Regions from separate parts of the Homo sapiens genome. Here region 1 is linked to region 2. Evidence: chromatin contacts called from ENCODE Hi-C or POLR2A ChIA-PET data. All regions are on one chromosome and are shown on one strand. The core of a region is the stretch at or near the end of the contact, and the rest is flanking DNA. Distances in the headings are between cores, read along the strand shown. Region 1 overlaps RALY (RALY heterogeneous nuclear ribonucleoprotein). Region 2 overlaps RALY (RALY heterogeneous nuclear ribonucleoprotein).

Evidence for each region. Hi-C counts contacts between places; a loop is a spot of excess contacts on that map. ChIA-PET counts read pairs that join two places held with the same protein, here RNA polymerase II (POLR2A). Pooled maps may share reads with other maps.
Region 1: POLR2A ChIA-PET joins it to region 2 with 25 read pairs in PC-9. The contact joins two enhancer-like sites. A Hi-C loop is called at or near these places in 1 of 168 maps with a recorded cell type or tissue (CD8-positive, alpha-beta T cell), 1 of 37 single-sample maps with no recorded cell type and 1 of 50 pooled maps. POLR2A ChIA-PET finds 5 or more read pairs at or near these places in 8 of 52 experiments (A549, H1, PC-9 and 4 more).

The regions. Positions count from the first base shown.
Region 1 is chr20:34,023,083-34,030,474 of GRCh38, forward strand. All of the region lies in intron 1 of RALY (RALY heterogeneous nuclear ribonucleoprotein), which reads left to right. Among named protein-coding and RNA genes, the nearest start is that of MIR4755, 22 kb to the right of the region's middle. RefSeq lists a silencer at 1,981-2,275. Within about 2 kb of position 1,815, at least 5 of the 41 ENCODE cell types and tissues checked have a DNase peak (open chromatin) inside an H3K27ac peak, as active enhancers do.
Region 2 is chr20:34,080,821-34,087,775 of GRCh38, forward strand. RALY (RALY heterogeneous nuclear ribonucleoprotein) reads left to right here. Exons shown (of 10, transcript NM_016732.3): 10 at 1-4,064. Among named protein-coding and RNA genes, the nearest start is that of EIF2S2, 28 kb to the right of the region's middle. Within about 2 kb of position 2,476, at least 20 of the 41 ENCODE cell types and tissues checked have a DNase peak (open chromatin) inside an H3K27ac peak, as active enhancers do.

The sequences.
Region 1 (7,392 bases), core at 565-3,064, 58 kb before region 2:
AGTTCAGTACAGACAAACTTTTGGCCCTGGGAATCCAAGATACAGTAGAGGAAGAAGGGCCAGGCACTAGTCTAGGCAGTTTACGTAATTTTTTCCCCTCATTTATCTTCACTATTCTGAGGTAGGTGATTTAATCACCATTTTACAAATGTGAGGACTTAAGTTTTAGAGAGTATCATTTGGTAGACAGTGACTGACTCATTGTGGATACAGGAAAACAACTGAATATTTCTTGCTCCCAAGTAGGGAAGAGTGGTAGAAGAGACAGGCAAGTGAACGGTGGTCAAAGCACCAAGGATACCCAGTTTTGGTGGGAGAGCCATGGCTTAAACCTAGGTCTATCTGCTAATTGTTTCTACTATATGCTGCCTTCCTTACAGAGGGGTGGAGAGAGCAGCAAACCCAAGTGGACATCCAGGCTGGCAAGCAGTCTCTGGACAATGGCCATTGGTGGGGAGGCCTGTCCTTGGATTTTGAGTTGGGCTTTAGTTCGAGGGGGTGGGGGTCTGAAGTCTTAAGCGGGTGACTAAGGCAGGGGCTCTCATGTGGAGCTAACCCCATTTATAGAATAAAGCACCTAATTTTGTGCACTCTAGAAAGTGAAGCCTTATGGTCAGCACTGATCATATGCTGGAGTATCACAAGAGCCCCACAGTCAGTCTATGGTATAATAGGGCCAGAACCAGTCTCCTTATTCCCAATCAGGCCACCTCTCACCTCACTCAGACTTAATACAGTATAGAATAACTTTGGAGGGGACCTCAGTGTGGAGGCTGGAACTGCAAATTTCAAGCTTACATATCAGTTTTTGAATAGGTATTCAAAAACCAATGACAGGCTGGGTGTGGTGGCTCACGCCTGTAATCCCAGCACTTTGGGAGTCCAAGGCGGGCGGATCACCTGAGATTATCAGGAGTTCGAGACCAGCCTGGCCAACATGGTCTGAGTGAGGTGAGAGGTGGCCTGATTGGGAATAAGGAGACTGGTTCTGGCCCTGCCACTGACTTCCCTCTGTGACTTTGGACAGATTCCCCTCCCTGCTCTGGTCTTACCTCCCTTTTTATAAAATGGTTGAGCCCTTCCAACTCTGGTCTCATCAGGGGCATGAAAGCCATTTTCTACACAGTCTCAGTTGCACAGAGCAGTGTCTGGTCGGAGCTTTGGTGTGTTGGTTACTGATTATAAAGCTTTAGATTCTCACTTCCAGCTCAAGAGGGGGAAGGGGAACCATCCAACTGTCTCATTAGCATGGAGAAAAGAAAACAGTAATTACTCGTGCCTCCCTTGATAATTCCTGCAGGGTTGGATCTTCTAGGGAAGGAGGAGGGGAAAACTAGAGATAGCTTCAGCTGAGAAAGGAGAAATGCTGTTAGCTGCCCAGAAAATGCAGAGGCAAGAATGATTGTCTTGCACATCTGTTGTATTCTGTGGACGTTCCTCCAGGCAGCTTGGAGACTGCCTAGATTGAGTTTCATCTATTTATGGCATGCATTATGTTCTCATACGTGAACATGGGTTGGGCTCAAGACCCCTAATGTCACCTGTCATTAAGAAACCAGCTGTCCTCTAGGGCCTACTTTTTGATACACTGGGCATCCTGACACCTGTCTTTGTTTGGGAGTATGGGAGGGTTTTACTGACCCATTTTGTGTCCTGGCTGCATTTTTTATTATGTTGTGAGGTCATTTTTTTTACCCCCACAGCAACACAGCCAGTAGTTTTATTATGCCTGGGCATAGGCAACCATACAGTAGAGCCAGTCACAAGAGTCAAGGTCAGGTATCCTTGTGAGGGGAGGAGTCTGGGAGAACTGCAAGACCATGGGGTTTAGTAAAGGCTGGGATAAGCAAGCCTTACAGAAGGGTTGAGGCAGTTTTGAGGCTGAGGGGTTAGGGGGAGCTGGAACCCAACTGTCAAATAGATTGGCAAGTTGGCTTGTGGGACAAGGGCTATTTGCCCTGTGCCTTTGCCCTGTGCCAGTCTTTTACTCCCTGTGTGTGGTCGGTTGTGAGCCCTGAAGTGCTGACTCTAGCAGAAATGCGTTGGAGGCTGCCTTCAGGGGAGCCCTGCCTGAGGGAGCCTGGAGCCATTAGGCTGAGATTATCTCCCGTGGCTGCTCACTGGTGCCTTGGTTGCCACCCCAGAGGCCTAGAGAACGCAGCTTCCCTTTCTCTTCCTCTCTCCTGAGGAAGATAACCCTTCAGCAACACGTCTCTCTCTCTCTCTCTTTTTTTTTTTTAAGACAATCTCAGTCTGTTGCCCAGGCTGGAGTGCAGTAGTGCAAACACAGCTCACTGCATCCTCCGCTGCCCGGGTTCAAGTTTTTCTGCCTCAGCCTCTGGAGTAGCTGGGACTACAGGCATGCACCACCACACCACACCCAGCTAATTTTTGTATTTTTAGTAGAGACGGAGTTTAGCCGTGTTAGCTAGGCTGGTGTCGAACTCCTGACCTCAGGTGATCCGCCCACCTCAGCTTCCCAAAGTGCTGGGATAACAGGCGTGAGCCACCTCACCTGGCCCAACACCTTTCGGTCAGTCTTCCTGCAGGCCCTGGAGCTTGCTTATTCTAAACAACAAGAGTTCTGTAGGGACATGCTATTTTAAAAAAAAAAAAAAAAATTGTTTTACAAATGTAGGAGATTATTTCCTCTGTTAAAATCGTCTTCGGTCCCCAGGGAATGCTCCCTTTCTCTTGTCCCAGACCGTTTGCTTGATTCCCCACCCTTTGATGTCCACACCCAGGCTTCCCATAATTTTCACTCTTCATTCACTTCCTGGCTCCTTTCCCTAGCTTCCAGCAGTAGATTCCTGGTTGTTTTTTTTTTTTTTTTTTTTTTGTGGGGGGTGGGGATAAGGAAGGTTTTTCAACAAAGCTTTCATGATGGGGAGCTACTGGAGAAAGGTCCAGAGGATGTCAGTAACCCCTTAGCCACAAGGAACGATATACTCCCAAGGCTTGTTAGCCTGGAGTAATGCTGGTAGAGGAGGAAGCTGTGACAAGAGGAAGAACCTGCTTGTCTTCTGACCTCTGCAGGCTTCAGCTTAAACCTGGCAGAGGTTGGGCTGGGGCAGGGCAATAGTGAGGGCTGAGGGTTGGAGCCCTGAGCAACTTGTCGATAAGTGTTTCACTTTACCTCCTATTGACACATTTAGTTTGGAGTTTGGACAAGCAAACTCCCTTCATTTAACATTTACAAAGAGGAATTCCTGCTGCTTCTCTTTTAAATAAAAGTCCTTGGTTCTGGTATCGGAAGGAAAAAGATCTTTTCCAAAGTCTAGACCTCAGACATTTTATTTATTTATTTATTTATTTATTTATTTATTTATTTATTTATTGAGGCGGAGTCTCGCTCTGTCGCCCATGCTGGAGTGCAGTGGCGTGTTCTCGGCTCACTGCAAGCTCCGCCTCCCGGGTTCACGCCATTCTCCTGCCTCAGCCTCCTGAGTAGCTGGGACTACAGGCGCCCGCCAGCCATGCCCAGCTAATTTTTTTTTTTTTGTATTTTTAGTAGAGACGGGGTTTCACCGTGTTAGCCAGGATGGTCTCTATCTCCTGATCTCGTGATCCGCCCGCCTTGGCCTCTAAACCTGAGACATTTTAAACCTGCTCAGGTGTCTCCTTCCTTACCTGTTCTCCCTTCACCCCTTTCCCATCCTCTTTTCTCTGCTCCCTGCCTTTGCACTCCTTACATCTCCCTTGACTTGTGAAAACAAGAATGGGAAAAGGACACCTTAAGCCAACAGATTAGTAGATATTCGGTTGATATTCATACTGGGGCTGAGACTCTGAATATGGAGCTTGAGATTTTGGACTTCTAGTCCTCAGAATAAGAGTTGCCGGGCAGGTTTTGTTTATTCCTTTATTTACTCACAGATACTTAGGCTGACACAGAGCCTGGCAGGTAGTTCGTAAGACCCTAATCCTACATGACCCAAGACCCATATGACAGTTCATAAGACCCTAATCCTGCCATAAGGTCACAATCTTACGGAGAAGACATAGCAGCAGTGAGCACACAACCCCCACTCCCTCCACATCCCCCGTTCAATGATTGAATTTTGAGGTTAGAAAGAACTTTAGTTTTTCTGGTCTTCTTTCATGTTGCTGTGTAATAAGTAAGGCAGATCATGAGAGTACACAGGCTCTGGAGTAAAGTAAAGCAGACCTGGGTTCAAATGCTAGCTTTGTTGCTTACTAGCTGTTTGACCTTGAATGGCACACTTAGCCTCACCTGTCTTCAGTTACCTTGGTTGTAAAATGGACATGTCATCACCTACTTCACAGGGTATCATAAGGATTAACAGTTTAACACCCAGCCGTGTGCCTGAGGCATAGTAGCAGCCCATGTCTTTCTGTCACCTTGCATCAAGGCCTGGCTTAAATCTTTGCTTCTTCTGTGAAGCTTCTGAGACAAACCCAGGTCAGACTGATTTGTTTCTTCACTTCCACAATACATAACATTCTTTGAACTGTTAGATCCTGCCTATTATTAGTAATTTTTTGTGGGACATCATAGTCCCATCCTGAATGCCAAGTGCCTAAGGATAAGGACTGTTCTCAATCATCTGTGCATCCTCCATAACCCCTTATTCAGAGCTGTTTACACAGCAAAGCCAACCAGTACAGCTAGTATCAGGAAATATTTTTTGACTAATTAGATAGAAGGTTCATGTATGTACTCTGTTATTCAGCTTACAAGAAGAACCATAAAAGACCTGGCTGGGACTCTCCCATCCTAACTCTGCCCTTTTCCTCACCTGTTACCACATTGATAAAAACATGTGATTATAAAATCCTTGTGTTGGCAGTATAGGAATTCCCATTTTGCAGATGGGGAATCTGAGATGCAGATTAGAACTCAGGTCTCTTATTGGGAGGTAGATCCAGACTAAGTAGGAGGAATAGAAACAGAAATCTTATAACTGGCTGGGCGTGGTGGCTCACACCTGTGATCCCAGCACTTTGGGAGGCCAAGGCAAGCAGATAACTTGAGGTCAGGAGACTAGCCTGGCCAACATGGTGAAACTCCGTCTCCACTAAAAACACAAAAATTAGCCAGACGTGGTGGCACGTGCCTGTAATCCTAGCTACTTGAGTGGCTGAGACAGGAGAATCGCTTGAAACCAGGAGGCGGAGGTTGCAGTGAGCTGAGATTGCACTACTGCACTCCAGCCTGGGCAACAGAGCAAGACCCTATCTTAAAAAAAAAAAAAAAGAAATCTTATAACTGACTAGGTCTCCATTCTTCAGAAGTAGTAGGAATTTCTACAAGGAAGAAGGGGAACAGGGGTACTGTATTCCTGAGGCCTTAGCTGATGGTGAGTGCAGAAATGAATATACCCACAAGCCGGAGATGTTTCAAGAACTTGGCAGATTTGGGAGGCCGAGGCGGGCGGATCATGAGGTCAGGAGATCGAGACCATCCTGGCTAACACGGTGAAACCCCGTCTGTACTAAAAATACAAAAAATTAGCCAGGCGTGGTGGCAGGCACCTGTAGTCCCAGCTACTCAGGAGGCTGAGGCAGGAGAATGGTGTGAACCCGGGAGGCGGAGCTTGCAGTGAGCCTAGATCGTGTCACTGCACTCCAGCATGGGTGACAGAGCGAGAGACTCCATCTCAAAAAAAAAAAAAAAAAAAAAAAAAAAAACATGGCAGAGAGAGTGGCAAGAAAAGGGTTCAGGATTACGTCATAGATTCACTAGGCCTTGAAAATTAAGAAGGGTTTGAATGTGTGTAAATGAAGAAGGGCAATTCCAGTGAGACAACAGTGTGGACCAAAAATATGAGAGCTGGAAAGCCCACGGTAGAAGTAAGGCGGATGATGACCAGATACTGGCATACCTAAGAGCAAGGCTGAGGTGACTGGGAGCCATGACTTTTTTTGAGCAGGGAAGTGTCATTAGGACCATTAGTCTGGCTGTGTGGGTCTAATGGATTGGAATAGGAGGGGTAGGGGAGACTAGTGAAACAGAGACCAGGGAAGAGACTCCTGTAAGTCTGCCTTTGTAATGTCAGTAAGTTTCAAGAAATATGCCAGCAGTGCAAGCAAGAGATAATGTGATCCTGAACCAAGAGGAAGTTGACATAGTAGGGAATAAAGAATTCTTTGAGAGGCCAAGGCAGGTGGATCACCTGAGGTTGGGAGCTTGAGACCAGCCTGACTAACATGAAGAAACCCCGTCTTTACTAAAAATACAAAATTAGCTGGGCATGGTGGCCGGCACCTGTAATCGCAGCTACTCAGGAGACTGAGGCAGGAGAATCGCTTGAACCCGGGGGGCCGGGGGTTGCAGTGAGCCAAGATCGCGCCAGGATATTCCAGCCTGGGTGACAGAGTGAGACTCTGTTGCAAAACATAAAGAAAGGAAGAAAGGAGGGAGGGAGGGAGGAAAGGGAGGGAGGGAGGGAGGGAGGGAGGGAGGGAGATGATTTGGATGTAGAACTCTTAGAGGGGGAGAAAAAAAAAACCCACAAGGATTTGGCAGTTGTGGGAATGGGGAAGAGAGAGAAAGAGGGGTTGAGAGCATGAATATTTGGAGTCTAAGTACCCCGGAGAATGGTTATGCCATTCTCTGAATCATGGAGGCTGGGAAATAGAAGATGAATTGAGTTGGTTGACTTGTTGATTGGAGGTGTCCATTCTTGACTCCCTGGTGCCTCTGCCTTTGTCTTTTGATCCAGAGCTGCAGAGATCCTTTGGTTCCTTGTGCTTGCTGCTTTGTTCCAGACCTGGAGGCCCCCCGCACCCTCAATCCCTTCACTCATGACTTGGAGCAACTTTCATTCCCTCTGAAATAAAACAGTGCTTAGGCCAGTACCTAGTCTGTTTCCAACTGTGCGGTAAATGCCTATTAAATGGCCGTTGTTATTATAGCTTTGAGATTACAGTAGCTAGAGATTAGAGAAGCCTCTGGAACCACCTGGCTGAAGGACTCAGGAGCCATTCAACTTGTATTCAGTAAAAAGCCTGGACTGCAAGTATATGGAGAGGATGTCAGGCTTGGGTGTAGATGGGTGGGGAACTCTGAGCCATGTAAACTAGAACAAGAGAACATGTTTCCTGCCTTCTGTTTTTGAGAATTGTTATATATAATGTGAGATTAAGAGGGCAAGCCCTGGAGTTGGACTTCTGGGTTCAAATCCCAGCTCCACCATCTTGTTAGCTGTGCAATGGGCAAATGTACTTAATTTCTCTGTGCCTCAATTTCTCCATTAGTAAAATAACATACCAACCTTACAAGATTGTTGTAAAGATTAAATGAGTTAATACAAATAAAAGGTTTACATCAGTGCCTGGTATGTGCTGCTATTCTTATTCTAGAGTCTGCTCTATTCCATTCCACATTCCTGGGAACGAATATATAGGGATTTCTCTTCTTCACCATCC
Region 2 (6,955 bases), core at 1,226-3,725:
CTTTCCTGCCCCTGACACAAACCCTACATCTCAGTCTCACAAAACACACAAGTTCTTCACACTCCGGGCAGGTTTGGTAGCAAGGAATAGAGCGTACTCCAGTGACAGCAATCAGTAGGAAGTTTGCATCCGGAGACACGCAGCCTGTCTGCCCCTGTCTTGGGCCACCCGTCTAGACATTTGTTCTCTAACAATCAGCCGGGTTCCTTCAAACGTGTGCTGCTTATACATGCTCATTGTGTACTGCTAATGTCACCTACTTCCCCCTTCATTCCCCACAATGAATGGATCCATTTTCCCCATGTTCAAGTTCCCAAGAGAGAATCGACTGCCACTGTAATTTTTTTTCCTAATCACTCATAGGTTACAAGTACCTACCCTGGTCCAGTGAACTGCGGGATTCATATGTGGCCACTTAGGCTGGTCTCGTTGGTATGGAGCTGTGGGAGGGCAGCACCCAGAAATAGGCTTTGTTCCAGGCCTGGCACGTACTCCTCCTGCTCCTACTTTCTCTACCTGGGAAATAGCCGCTCAGGACGAAGCTGCTGCTGTGGTGTCGCCACCTCTGAGAAGTCTCCCAGACCCTCCGACTGCTCTTTAATTGCCTGTTCTCTCCTCTGGAAGCCTTCCCCCAACACAGAAAAATTCAATCCCATCATCAAAAAGGGCTTTAGGTTTTCCCTCCATCTTTACGTGTTGATCAAAGTTTGCAGATCTGCTGGAATCCTTATTGAAAACTCCCCATTTCAAACCAACCCGGTCTACAGCCTCCAGGGAAGCTTCCTCCTGGGCTTTGGCTCCATGTTTTGGTAGAGGGTGGAGGCTTTGGGCAGTGCTCAAACTCCACCGGGAAGTCTCTCTCACTGAGCAGCCCTCCTGCCTGTCATCCTGGGCAGGCGAGCACTCTGAGGCCCCAGTGTAGCTCTGTGCTTTGATATTCCCAAGCTCTGCTGGGGCCTGACTAGGCCAGCCCCAAGGTGGCCAGAGTTCTGGCTTCATACCTGAGCCAAAAGCCCCAATCCATGCTTGGCCATTGCCTGAGTATTAGCTGCCCCAGGGGGATCACGGTCCCCATATATTTGCTTGCCATGGACCCTGGGCAGCAGGGAGAGAGTAGAGATTTGTCAAGAGCCCATGGTGGAGGCTGAGGCCCTGAGGCCATGAGATGCAGGCATGGGGTGAGAAACAGGCCCCTTGGAATTGGGCTGGGCCTTGGCCCAGCTTAGTCAAATCAAAAGGCTTCTATTTGGAGAGCTGAAGAGGGTGTACAGAGGAAGGGGCTAGGTCTGCAAGGAGTGCCTCATCTCCCTGAAGAGCTCTCAGTGGAACATACTTCACCCATCCATGTACCCACATCTTTCCTTGCCCAGAAGGCGAGAGCCAGCTATAACAGACCCATTTCAATACCCTGGCAAGTCATTACTGCCCTTAGCTCTTGGTGTCCCCATCTGTGAAACATGGGGGACAGCTGCTAGCCTGGATTGGAACTTGGGCAAAGTCCAAAGAATGGGATTTAGAGCTGAATGAACCTCACACTGAGGGCACAATAGCACTAGGCACTGCCCCCAGAGCCTAGTGCTATATGCCTGCTGCAGGTCCTACCCAAGCATGCTTTACTGAGGAACTCAACGTTTCAGAGCTTGAGGGTCAGGTTGATCATGGGCTTGTGACCATAGGCTTCCTTAGTATGCCAGGCTTGGAGAACCGTGAGAAAAGCAGGGAAGATACCTTCAAGGGTAGCAGGCATCAGCTCTACTCACCTTGGCCCATAAGGCTTTGCCTGGTCATGCTGGCACCGGGTCATATGCTGGACAGGGAGAACGAGAGTCCCATCCTGGAACTCCAGAAAAGCCCCTGGATGCTCCAGCCCCTGGGAAAGCACACAGCCAGGCCCTTGGGTGGGAGGTTGGCTTCTAACAGTGCATACACATGCCCTTCCTCTGAGTCGGGGCAGCAAAAACATCCATTCCGCTGCGCAACAGTTGTCATTTTTCTAACATCTGAAAACTCCAGAAGGAGATGGTGATAAATGTGGTACCGGATTCTGCCTAAAGGATCAGTCTTTAGATGTTTTCAGATTGAAAGCCTCATTTGTGATCCTCACAGCCATCTTGAAAGAATAGAGCAGCCAGTGGGTATACTGGATTGTGAGCTAAGAGGCCTGGGACTTTCCCCCTGTTGCTGCCAGCCAGGTTGATGACCCTGGGCAAGTCTTTTTCCTTACCAGGTCTCAGTTTCCTCAGCTGTAAAATGAGAGGTTGATCTGGATCAGGGATAGTAAATGGGCCTTTGTTCAGTTACTGACTGTTGTATAACAAACCACCCCCAAATTTAGTAGCCTTAATAAACATTTATTAGCTCCTGAGTGAGTGGCTTGGCAGTTTGGGCTGTGTTCAGTGTGGTGGTTCTTATCTCATCTGGGCCCTCGTGTGGCTGAAGTGAGCTGGCAGATCAGCTGGGGACTGGCTGGTCTCAGATGGCCTCGCCCGCCTGTCAGGTGGTTGGCTGGGCAACTGGGCCACACGTTCCAGCATCTAGCAGGCTGACCCAGGATTCTAGACATCATGGCTGAGTTCCAAAAACCGCAAGAGAAGACAAGCCCAGTATGCGAGTGCTCTTGAGGATATTGCTATGACGTATCTTTTGGCCAAAGTAAGTCACATGGCTAAGCCCAAATTCTTCTTAACAGGAGGAGCTTCAAAATATGGCCATATTTAAAAAATCTACCTCAGGACTCATTTCACTTGCCAACTCAGAACTTTTAGTAGCAGCTGCCTGGAGTGCCTTTTGAGGATCTGCAGCAATTTTCAGACTGTTTGGAAATACTGACATGATAGTTTGGCAGTTTCTCTTATGAGCATGGAATTCAAGTGTGGGCACGTGAGCGTCAGGTATTTGCCATCCCTGGCCAGGTTGACCCGTAAGGTCATAACCTGCCCCATAGGATGTTATATGCAGTAGGCCTGTCTGACAAGACCACAGAAATAGAGAAGGCAAAGCAGAGCAAAAGATTCTGAGCCAGGCATCCTTGGTTTTCATCCCAACCAGATCATTGATTGATTGAGGTTTTAGGCAAATCAAAATCCCTCCACCAGTAGCCAGATTCTTCATAATAAACTTCCTCCATAACAGTAAACCATTTCCTGAACACCTGCTGTTAAAAAGCACATTTTACATTTACTTAATCTCCACAACCACCCTCAGTAGGTGTAGTAAGGACTTCTGGTTACAAGTTACAGAAACTGAATTCAGTCCTGCTTAGTGGGAGGAAGTTTATTGGCTCACAAATTGTAAAGTCCAGGGATCTTCAGACATGGGGACTTGGGTTCAAAAGCTGCCATCGAGAATCCGGTTAGCCAGGCATGGTGACACGTGCCTGTAGTCCCCGCTACTTGGGGGACTACAGTGGGAGATCATTTGCACCTAGGAGGTTAATGCTGCGGTGAGCCATGATCCTGCCGCTGCACTCCAGCCTGGGTGACAAAGCGAGACCCCAACTCAAGGGGAAAAAATCTGGTTTTCGGGCAGGTTCCAAGAAGTGGTAGAGCATGGCCATAGGGCCTGTGAGAATAGAGGGACAGAGGGGAGAATCCCCAAAAGGAGAGCAAGGCTTGGCTAACAAAAACAGGCATCCACTGTGTGGTTATGTCTATTCTATAGATTTTGTAGATGAGGTTTAAAAGCATGGCCCCAAGTAAAGGTGGCATCTCTATCCTATCCTCGCCTTTATCTAAACTCTGTGACCGATCAATAGCATATGATGGTGGTGGTGCTCTGCCAGTCTCCCAGTCCCAGACTGAAGCACTAGCAGCTTCCACTTATTATCTCTTGGGACTCTAGCTCTTGGGACCCAACCACCATGCTGTGAAGCAGCCCAGGCCACACAGAGAGGCCACGTGTACATGTTCAGCTGACAGCAGTATCAAATGTCAGACATGAGAGAGGAAGGCTTCAAGATGACTCCAGCCCAGCCACCGTCTGAGAACAAAGTAAGAACTGCCTCACTGATGCCATTCAAAGCCCAGCACCATGAGAGATAATAAAACGTTGTTTGAAGATGCTAACTTTTGGAGTGATTTGTTGTATCAGTAGATAACCAGGACACAGGCCCACAGAGGTTCAGTAGCTTGCTGTGCTTCTCAGGGGGCTAGGTTAAGAGTATAGGTTTTGTTGCTGGGCGCGGTGGCTCACGCCTGTAATCCCAACACTTTGGGAGGCCAAGGCGGGCAGATCACGAGGTCAGGAGACCGAGACCATCCTGGCTAACACGGCGAAACCCCGTCTCTACTAAAAATACAAAAAAATTAGCCGGGTGTGGTGGCGGGCGCTTGTAGTCCCAGCTACTTGGGAGGCTGAGGCAGGAGAATGGTGTGAAGCTGGGAGGTGGAGCTTGCAGTGAGCCAAGATCGCGCCACTGCACTCCAGCCTGGGCGACAGAGCAAGACTCCGTCTCTTGCTGACTCTTACCCATATGCCTGCATCTGTCTACCCTCTTTTCTATGTACTTGCTCCCTGGATGACTTCATCCGTGGCTTCAGACTCCACTCATGGCTCCATAATCTTCACCTCTAACTCATTTTCCTCCCAAGAACACCAGGGGAGTAGGTACAGATGCCCATCTAATAACTGTACTTCGATGTCCACAAGGACCTGTCCAGCCCCCACTTGCCCGTGTCAACCTCCTCCACTGCTCCATTAATTTTTCCCTCTGTGTTAATTTTTCCCTGGTTATCTTAGGTCCTTTCTGTGTCTTAATTGGACTTTTGCAGTAACCTCTAACTAGGCTCCCTGCTGCTCTTCCTACTCGGCTATCCGTTTTATCACCATCCCATTGGGTAAGATCCACACCCCTTAGCATGACATCCTAAGATGTCCAAGATATGACTGACCCCTTCTCAACACCTCCCCTCCCGTAATCTGCCTCCTCCATGTCTCAAGCCACGTGGAATAAATTGTGGAAAGACCTGTGCTGTCTGGCTTGTGCCTTTACACATGCTGTTATCTCTACCTCAAATGCTGTCTTCCCCCACTGGCTAACCCTTGTTATCCTTTATAACAGCTCAGAAGTTGCCTGCTCAAAGACACTTTCTTGGCCTGAATTAGAACTGCCCTCTCACGTGCTACTTCCATCACAGATCTTACCATCTATTATATTATTACATACACACACACACACACACACACACATAAAATGTATTTTGAGATCAGGGTCTCACCCAGGTTGGAATGCAGTGGCACAATCTCTCGGCTCACTGCAACCTCTGTCTCCCAGGCTCAAGCAGTCCTCCCACCCCAGCCTCCTGAGTAGCTGAGACAACAGGCATGTGCCACCATACCTGCCTAATTTTTTTGTATTTTTGGTACAGATGGGGTTTCACCATGTTGCCCAGGCTGGTCTTGAATTCCTGAGCTCAGGAAATTCTGATCCTGAAATTCCAGCCCAATAAAAGGAAAATAGTTCTATGTGCCAGGCAGGCCTGGGTTAAACATACTATCTTACCATTACCTCTTTAAAGTGGACATTTTCCCACTTTACAGCTGAGAATACAGGATAATAATCAGTGGCATTTGGGGACTGCCAATGTGGACTGTTCAAAGACCATGCTCAGCATTATCAAGAATGAGCAAGCACTTGCCATTAGGGTACTGACTTAACAAACTATGGCATAATGTGGATGGACTCTTAAGTAGTCTTTTAAAATTATGAAGCCTGTAATAACTTGGAAAAATGGTCTGGATACTAAAAAGTTATATGGTGGTAGGATTATGGGAATTTAACATTTTAAATTATAATCTCATCTTCCCAATTAAAAAAGACCACCTCACCTGCTACAAAGCCCAGCTTCTAAGAACACATTGCAAAATTTAACGTTCTGTTCAATTGCGAAGCCTCAGTATTGTCAGGGCAAAGATCCGGAAGGGGAGCCCAGGTGCGGAGCTGGGACCTCACATACCACAGCAGCACTTCTTCCAGACTGTCTGGCCCAGCACTTTTTCTGCAGAACCTATCCTATGTTTGTCAGGTGGGGGGAGAGGTGTGCAAAATTCTGCATATTTTATACTCCCTTTAAAGAAACACATTCAAATACGTATCACCTACAACTTTCTAGGCATTGCCTGCTGTCAGTATTGGGGATACATGAGTGAACAAAAGTGTCTGCCCTCAACACTTAACATTATGGTGTGCTGGAGAAACCATCTTTATAGTGGGCAGGGACCCAAGGAAGTGTGGGAGTGAGCCAGGTAGACACCTCGGGAAAAGCTTTTCAAACTTTCCTGTAGGTGGGAGTGAGGGGCATGGAATCAAGGTTTTCTAAAAAGTAGAGCTGCAACTGCATGTCTTCTATATGCTGATGAAAATGCACAGCACTGGCCAGGCACGGTGGCTCACGCCTGTAATCCCAGCACTTTGAGAAGCCAAGGCGGGCAGATTGCTTGAGGTCAGGAGTTTGAGACCAGCCCGGCCAACATGGTGAAACCCCGTCTCCATTAAAAAACACAAAAAATTAGCTGGTAAGGTGGCGGGTGCCTGTAATCTTGGCTATTCGGGAGGCTGAGGCAGGAGAATCACTTGAACCCAGGAGGCGGAGGTTGCAGTGACCCGAGATCTTGCCACTGCACTCCAGCCTGGGTGACAAAGTGAGACTCCATCTCAAAAAACAAAAGAAAATGCACATCACCATATTAAAGACTTGTCAGGCAGTTATGAAACCCACTTACTTACTCTTGACTTTTTTTTTCTTTGAGACAGACTTGTTCTGTTGCCCAGGCTGGAGTGCAGTGGCAGGGTCTCGCCTCACTGCAACCTCCGCCTCCTGGGTTCAAGCAATTCTCCCGCCTCAGCCTCCCAAGTAGCTGAGATTATAGGCGCCAGCCACCATGCCCAACTAATTTTTTTTTTTTTTTTTTTAGTAGAGACAGGGTTTCACCATGTTGGCCAGGCTGGTCGTGAACT